Linked DNA regions of Homo sapiens: region 2 is linked to region 1. Evidence: chromatin contacts called from ENCODE Hi-C or POLR2A ChIA-PET data. All regions are on one chromosome and are shown on one strand. Each heading gives the region's core, a stretch centred on a gene start or an enhancer-like site at or near the end of the contact. The rest is flanking DNA. Distances are from core to core; before and after follow the strand shown. Region 1 holds the start of COQ8A (coenzyme Q8A). Region 2 holds the start of TSNAX (translin associated factor X).

The links. Hi-C counts contacts between places; a loop is a spot of excess contacts on that map. ChIA-PET counts read pairs that join two places held with the same protein, here RNA polymerase II (POLR2A). Pooled maps may share reads with other maps.
Region 2: a map with no recorded cell type shows a loop between it and region 1 (11-fold over the local background). The contact joins the promoter of TSNAX here to the promoter of COQ8A in region 1. A Hi-C loop is called at or near these places in 1 of 37 single-sample maps with no recorded cell type and 4 of 50 pooled maps. POLR2A ChIA-PET finds 5 or more read pairs at or near these places in 1 of 52 experiments (naive thymus-derived CD8-positive, alpha-beta T cell).

Annotation. Positions count from the first base shown.
Region 1 is chr1:226,938,697-226,942,738 of GRCh38, forward strand. COQ8A (coenzyme Q8A) reads left to right here and starts at 1,598. Exons shown (of 15, transcript NM_020247.5): 1 at 1,598-1,703. RefSeq lists enhancers at 268-959, 694-743, 934-1,033 and silencers at 1,304-1,613, 1,664-1,823.
Region 2 is chr1:231,527,023-231,531,256 of GRCh38, forward strand. It overlaps TSNAX (translin associated factor X), which reads left to right and starts at 1,647. Exons shown (of 6, transcript NM_005999.3): 1 at 1,647-1,804; 2 at 2,233-2,337. The coding sequence starts at 1,789. TSNAX-DT (TSNAX divergent transcript) reads right to left here and starts at 1,534. Exons shown (of 3, transcript NR_173106.1): 1 at 1,398-1,534; 2 at 316-393. It overlaps TSNAX-DISC1 (TSNAX-DISC1 readthrough (NMD candidate)), which reads left to right and starts at 1,631. Exons shown (of 16, transcript NR_028393.1): 1 at 1,631-1,804; 2 at 2,233-2,337. RefSeq lists enhancers at 914-1,735, 1,204-2,403.

The DNA.
Region 1 (4,042 bases), core at 348-2,847:
TAATAAAGCAGGCCCCTATCCCCAATTTTAGGCATCAACATAGAACAGCTAACTTTAAATTTTTCCAAGTGATAATATAAAACAAACGACTTTCAATTAAGTTAAATGTCAATATTTGTGAACCGAAAAGTACCTGTATCAGTTTAGAAATTTATGTTGCGAAGGTGAAGGACTCGCGCCCAGAAGACAGGTCTGTGCCTTTCTCCAAAGATGATTTTGAGGGCTTCAATATTTAAAGGGGAAAAGCAGGCTGGAGGGGGAAGATGGAAGGTATGTTCACATTATTGAAGCCACATGTTGCGATAAAGGGAGCAGGTAGGGCAACAGTTATGTATTTGGCGCTCAGTAAATCGGCACTTTACACAAGATAAGGTGAACATAGAGTGGAGATACTTCACCTTTAATCTGTAGCTATCTGCTTAGGAACAAAAGGAAAGGCAGTTGCATGACTCAGCTTTCAGTTTAATTTTTTTTCCTTTTGGCAGAGTGAATTTTCGTTTCACAATACCAAAAAAAAAAAAAAAAAAAAAGCGGGGGGAGGCTCAGAATAAGGAACAATCCTTTGGCTTGAGTATTTCATTTCATGAAAAACTAAATTGTTATTTCTTTTTTCCACAAGAACGATTAACAGAGCTGCAGACCAGTGTTTGGGGTCATCTGAGTGGAAATTGTCGAGCCGACTTTGGCTCATACGTTCCTTTTCTCGTTAAGGAGGGAGTGACGGGGCAAATCTGCGTGCTGCTGGTGGCGGTGCCTCCCAGGGCTGCTCGGCGGGGACGCCGAGGGCTGCACCCGAGCTCCATCCCGTGTTGGCTGCGCGCCCTCCAAAACCCCGGCTGTCAGCGACTGCGGGCACCTGCACGCCGACGAGACCGGCGGGCGGACAGCGACTCCGGTGAGGGTACTATCTCTCTACCCTCGGGGCGCGGGTGGCAGAGGCTTCCTGTTTTGAGGATGGCGCCACACAAAACAAGCATCCTTAGCCTGAAGGGCCCCGGCCGAAGGGCCGGAAGTGGAAGTGCGCGGCCTTGCCCGCCGCGTTTCCCCTCCTCGGAGTGCTTTTTGTGGACCCTGGGCAAGGGGCTCTTGCTACATAGAGAGGAGCAAAGAACAGGCATCGCCCGGTCCTTAAAGCGGCGGCACCCTCCACGCCCCGCAGTCGCGTCTGCTTGGTCCACAGCCTCCCCTCCCAGGCCCGCGCAGAGGCCCAGCAAGCACCAGTCTGGAGGCAACAAGCACGCAGGGGTGCCTTTGCGGCCACGCACACTGCATCGCAGTGAAAAAGGCTCCCGTTCTCAAGGCGCATGCGCGCAGGCCAGCAACTCCAAAGCCAGGCCTCCAGCCCCGGTTTGCTAGAGAGAAAGGTAGCCGGGAGGTGGGGAAAAGGAGAACAGGAGGGCCCTGTCCGCTAAGGTAGCCTCCCATTGGCTCCTCTTGCTCCGCTCTCGGTCGCGATTGGCTACGGGCCGGGAGCACGGGCCGAGCACGCTCCCACGCGCAGAGCGGCATTCGGCAGGCGGACGGCGGTGCAGCCAATGGGAGCGGCCCGCGGGGCGGGGCTTGTGAGCTGGGGCTCCCCCGGAGCGGGCGAGTTGGTAAACAGATCCGGAGCGCGTGGCGGGCGTCAGCGCGGTGGCCAGCGCGCAGAGGCGGGCGCGGAGGCGGCTAGAAGGTGACCGCGGATCCCAGCTTCCTGCAGCCAGGTAAGGCTGCCACCCGCCGGCCCGCCGCGTGCCCAGGCGCCGTCTGGCTGCGGCCAGAGCTGGGGTCAACACCCACCTCAGCCCTTCTTGCATTCTCTTCATGTGACAGCGCAGCTTCCCCGCGAGTTTCGCTGGCCGCGAGCCTCAGGTCCGGACGCAGTGGGGGCGCCTCAGTTGCAGGGTGGGTCCTCTGCAGCCGTCTCACGTCCCTGGGTCCACCTCAGCCCCTCGTTCCTGCTTCGGGGAGGAGACGAGGGCCACGTGCAGAGCCTTGGGTCCCTGGAACACGCCCGCTGCTTGCCCGACCGCCTTCCCGCTGCCGAATGCCCGTTGCCCATGCCCTTTGGTCGCCAATACAGCTTTGATGCTTCGCTTTCTAATAATGTTGTTCTTCACTCCCAGACCCCCTTGCACTGTGTGTCTGGGGCTCTAGGCTCGTTGCCGCTGGCTGCAGGTTTGGGTGAGAACTTTGACTTCCTTGGCTGGAGCCAGCTGTTGGGCTTCGCAGGTGGGAATTTTGTGTGAACTTGGGACAGGGGATCCTTTTTGATCCTTTCTTCCTTTCGCTTTTCTTTGGCCTTTCCTCTTCTCCAAACTCTGGGGGGTCTTGTGAGTGGTTTGGGCTTACTCCCCTAAACTCGAACCTTTCCGAGGCTCATTCTCACCCATTGCACAGAGGTAACAGCCCCTCTGCCAAACCCTCTTTGGGCGATGGGGAGTGCTGCAGGGGCAGGTTTGGGTGTTGGGACTCCCCATTTGGGTGAGAGATGTCAGGTTCCTGAAGGGTGAGAGGCTTGTGTGCAGTCTTCCAGCCTGAGTCGGGCCTACAGCCTGTTGAAAAACTTGTGCACGTTCACTTGGGCCTTGGATCTACGTGACAGGATTGAGTAGCTGGTCATGCCAGGCCTACCTGATTGCCAAAGGATTTGAACATTCCTTGATGCCAGCCTGCCAGTTGTCACGCTGTGGATGGGTAGGTCATCCTGGCAGGAGGGCTCTTGGGAGACTCTTCTTTTGGAGGAAGGCCTTTCTCCCGAGGAGAGACAAAAGGGGAGCTACAGGAGCAGCATCTGTAAGACTCAGGCGGCTGGGTGCGGTGGCTCACGCCTGTAATCCCAGCACTTTGGGAGTCCGAGGCGGGTGGATCACCGTAGGTCAGGAGTTCGAGACCAGCCTGGCCAAAATGGTGAAACCCCGTCTCTACCGAAAAAAAAAAAATACGAAAATTAGCCGGATGTGGTGGCGGGCGCCTATAATCCCAGCTACTCAGGAGGCTGAGGTGGGAGAATTGCTTGAACCTGGGAGGCAGAGGTTGCAGTGAGCCAAGATGGCGCCAGTGCACTCCCCTCTGGGCAACAGAGCGAGACTCAATCTCAAAAAAAAAAAAAAAAGGCTCAGGCAATGGCTTAGAGTGTTTTGTTCAGCCTTGCAAATGGTGCGGACTATGCAGAATCGTAATGATTTGGGGCCTAATGTTGAGCAACTCAAAGGAAAAGTGAACCAGGCAGAATGGGCACCTCCCTCAGAGCCAGTGTGTTATCTAAGACAAAGTTTTTCAACCTGTGGACTAATGACATTTTGGACCCATAATTCTTCGTTGTGGGAGACCTGGCCTATACATTGTAGGATGTGTAGCAGTATCCCTGGCTTCTGTCTACTAGACTAGCACCGCTCCCCACCCCTTCTAGCCGTTGTGACCATCAAAAGTGTTTCCAGACATTGCCACGTGTCCCCTGGAGGGCAAAATCTCCCTTGATTGAGAACCACTGAGGTAAAACTCTAAAAAGAGTTGTCCTGTGCTGCCAGGGGTCCCTCTGGGACCTGCCCGTGAGTAGGTGAGAGGTTTAGGCAAAGGGTAGTGTTATGCCTCCTGCCCTAACCCAGTGGTAAAAGCCATGTAGATTGGGCTACCTGTGCACCTAGGAGGGCAGAGGCAAAACCTGCAAGCAGAAAGTTAGGAGGTAGACACCCATGGGCATGTACTGTGCCTGCTAAATGTGTGGCAGTGACTGGCTGGGTTGGGGGTGCTGGAGAATTAGAAGACTGGTAGCTTCTCGGGGATACTGCAAGACTAGGGGATTTGCACATGAATAACTATGGGCCAGTTTTAAAATAGGAAACATGCTTAAGCTGAGTGCTGGCACAAAGGCTAACTCAGCTATCCACAAGTGGTTCTTCAAGGAGATGCTTTATTCATCCTCACTTTTTGCTCAGACAGCTCTGTGTCTTGTGATGTGGGAGGGGCTGGGCCTGCATCTTCAGGGAGTGAGTGGCTGGGTGCATTTCAAACATACGTATGTGTATTTTTACACAGCAGCGTGGACATGGGTATGATTTGT
Region 2 (4,234 bases), core at 397-2,896, 4.6 Mb after region 1:
CAGTACAGTAAGTATTGACTCTGAAAATGTTCGTAAGTACTGGCTTCCTTGGATCTAGAGGGAGTCACATTAAAATGGCTACATTTGTATCAGAGCTGTCTTTTATTCTTTTTGGCATGGTCAAGTCATTTCTAATCAGAGTAGGGGGAATACTGGTAGATCAGACGTCACTCAAACTCATGAGAATTATCTGTTTAACATCCACAAAGCAAGTAGCCCAACAAGCAAGGTCCCCAGGAGCCTACTTTATCCTCAAGGAATCTGCTTAGTCAATTGACGTATTCACAGGGCTGGAGAGGTATGAGTGGTGGTTACCTTCGTGCCAGAGCAGAACATGCCTTGTAGTTACTGCCATATTCTAGCCAAGTTACTCCATTTACTGTTCCTTTGTTCCTAAATTAACAAGGAGAAAAGACTGTGTGTTCAACACATGACCACAATAGAGAGGTTATTTAGAGAAAGCTTAAAATGTACTTGTGTTTTCTGTACTAGGCCTAGGGCACCCCAGTTATGAAGCCTTGGCCTGAGTTTCTCTCTAGACGGTGCTGAATTGCCATCTAGTTACCTATTCTGACACCAGGAACATGATTCTTCAACAAACATTGACGGAAGCTTACATGGGACCGGATCACAGCGCTGAGAAGCACTGGGGCTAAGGGGCGGCACAAAGTCTAGATATGGTGGCAGCACCTGCTCATAATGAAATGCCCACAGTTTAGTGGAACACAGCTGCTATTACTCACCTGTCTATCATTTTGTTTGGGAGAGCCCTGGTGGGAGAGGAGTATGGTATTTAATATTTAATTGAGCAGTTATATGTGAAAGAGCGTTTTCACGAGACTTAACTCCTTTCATCCTCAAATAACCCTACAAGGCGGGTACTATTCTATCCCTATGTTACAGATAAGGAAACTGAGGCAGAGAAGTTGCGTGCTTCATCAAGGTCACACAACCACTCCGTGGAGGCAAGTTGAACACAGGCTGTCCGGCTTCTGAGAGCCAGTGGAGAGGAGGGAGACGGTGGGAGACGGGCAGGGGGAAAAGGTGGAAGTAGACCCGAAGGGCAGGCTTGATCTTCATAAGAGAAAACAGTACTAACACCATCCACTGATTGACTCGCATATTTCCATCACTTAAAGCTCCTGGCGTCACTGCCAGGAATGGAAAGTTAAAAAACTCCCAGCTCTGTAAGGTTCTGCCTGGATCCTGAAAAAAACCTTCCCACATGCCCCGAGGAAACTCGAGGGCTCGCTTCTTTCTCACATCCCTGGCCCGGGGCACCGGAGGTCCCGCTCCGGCGGAGGAACTACAACCCCCACAGCACCGCGCGCGAAGCTGGGCCCCCCTGAGGGAAGGGTAAGGTGTCCCGAAGGTGCCTTCAGAAAAAAATTACGTACGTTTTTCGTCGCTTTCCCACGATCACACAGATCTCAGGTCCAGGAGGACGCATCGTCTTTTTAGTAACAGTGCATGCTGTGAGGCTTGTAGAGTCGCCTCTCTCTTCAGGCGCAGCAGAGGGCGGCCGCAATAGTACGCTCGCGCGGCGGTGGCGGGTGGTGGTCCTTGGACCACGCGGTGGGCGGAGCCAGCGGCGACGGCCTCCCCTCCCCTCCGGACGCAGGCCGGAAGTACGTGAGAGGAGACTTCCGGCCACTGCGTTGTAGTCGGCCCGGCTGCAAAGCGTTTTTCTGCAGGCTGTTTTCCCAGGTTCCCTCGGCCTGTACCTCGCGCACTCCTCTTGCTCCAGGTCCTTCAGTCTCCGCTCGTCTCACCGTAGGCTGTGACGACATGAGCAACAAAGAAGGTGGCGTCCTTAACAACACGGGGCGTTATTTATCCGGAGGGGGAGGTTCTCCAGTCTTTCTATGCAGTTTTCCCCTTTTCACCCTTGAAGGATGCCTTCGTCCCTTGTAGACTCGGGGGCGGCCCCTCTGTTTCTCTCCCCGGCCAGATCGGCCCTGTTTACACCTCCTTTTTTCTTAAATTTTTGAGGTGTGATTTTATCCTAGTTCAGTAATTGCTGTAATGCCAGATCATAGCACCAGTTGGTGGAAACTTGGATGATTTGCTTGGAAAGGCCTGGGCAGCGTCTCTGTCAGTCTGCGGAGAAAGCCTCTAAGGCGAGGGCCCTGTGGGTATCTGGTTTTAAAGCAAGGAGTAGGTTTGTCTATGTTGTGTTTTGCAAACTCTTGGTGATGGAAGATCCCTCTCTTTTTTTCTTCTCTATATAAGGATCAGGAGGGTTCAGGAAAAGGAAGCATGACAATTTCCCACATAACCAAAGAAGAGAAGGGAAGGATGTTAATTCATCTTCACCCGTGATGTTGGCCTTTAAATGTAAGTTCTCTGCAATGTAAGTTGAAGAAGGGGAGAGAACAAAATTATTTAGCCATGGTTATGCGCAAGAAAACAGTCCCTAAGAATTTAATGTGAAACTTTAGCTGGAGGTTTTGTGATGGCGCTAGATGTACCCTAAAAGTCTGGATTACAAAGGCCTTCACTTTTATGTCCCATTAAGAGAAATATTAGTAATCAGGTAAACATGACTTAAACACAAGAAACAGTAAACATTAATTAATATTTGACATGTCACATACTCAAGAATTGTGTACCTGATAATATTTACTCATCTGTTATATGCTAAAATATATTTTCATTTAGTGTGTATTTGTTTCCTCTACTAGACTTGAAGACAGGGACGGTATCTTTGTTTTAACTGTAACACTTAGCACAGAGTGGGAGCTTGTATCTATTAGTGAATCTCGCATATCTATATACACATATTTTCACAGTCCCCTTTTCTCAGCATATTAACTTGGACAAGTTATTCCTCAATTCAAAACAAACACAAAACAAAATCCTCTTCCTTTTGTCCCTGTCTATCCACTATCCTGTACCTTACGTTTCTGTGATTAAGGAATCTGGGAAGGGCTTAGCTGGTTGATTCCTATTTGCAATCACCTGAAGCCTTGATTGGGGCTGAAGGATCTACAGCTGTTGATAGTTTAGGCCTTTTGCCTGCAACCAGCTCTCTGTTCCTGTCCACATGAACTTCTTGTGCTGCTTGGATGTCCTTTGGTGTGGCATCTGGCCTCCTTCAGAGAGAGAGAGTGCAAGAGAGCAAGGAGGAAACCACAATCTCTATGTCCTAATCTCAGACATCAGACACTGTCATTTTTGTCACATTGTGTTTGTTAGAAGGGAGGCAGTTTTAAAAACTGTCTCACATTGAAGAGGAAGGAAGTTATGTCCCACCCTTTGGAGGGAGGAGTCTCAGGTTATTTGTGGATATATTTGAAAACCACCACAGTATCTACTGTGATCGTCAGAAGTTTAAGACAGCTGGCCGTAATTGAATAAAGAGCGTACTGATACAGAAGGTGGAGTTGCGGCTGGGTGTGGTGGCTCACGCCTGTAATCCCAGCACTTTGGGAGGCCGAGGCGGGGGGATCACGAGGCCATGAGTTTGAGACCAGCCTGGCCAACATGGTGAAACCCTGACTCTAATAAAGTACACGGTGAAACCCCGTCTCTACTAAAAATACAAAAAATTAGCCGGGCGTCAGTAGTCCCCACTACTTGGGAGGCTGAGGCAGGAGAATGGCGTGAACCCAGGAGGCGGAGCTTGCAGTGAGCCGAGATCGTGCCACTGCACTCCAGCCTGGGCAACAGAGCGAGGCTCCGTCTCAAAAAAAAAAAAAAAAAAGTACGAAAAATTAGTTGGTCGTAGTGGGAGGTGCCTGTAATCCCAGCTACTCGGGAGGCTGAGGCAGGAGAATCGCTTGAACCCGGAACGCGGAGGTTGCAGTGAGCCGAGATCGCGCCTTTGCACTCCAGCCCCGGCGACAGAATGAGACTCCATCTCAAAAAAAAGAAAAGGTGGAGTTGCTTCTAAGGTGGTGTCCTCATTACCCGTCTGCTGAACTACAGTTTTTTGGTTTTTTTTTTTTTTTGAGACAGAGTCTCTGTCACACAGGCTGAGATAATAATTAGGCACGATCTTGGCTCACTGCAAAACCTCTGCCTCCTGGGCTCAAGCCATTTTCCTACCTCAGCCTCCTGAGTAGCTGGGACTACAGGCGTGTGTCACCATGCCTAATTTTTTTAAATTTTTTTGTAGAGACAGGGTTTCGCCATGTTGCTGGAGGCTGGTCTTGATCTCCGAGCTCAAGCAGTCTGCCCGTCTCGGCCTCTCAGAGTGCTGGGATTACAGGCGTGAGCCACTGCGCCTGGC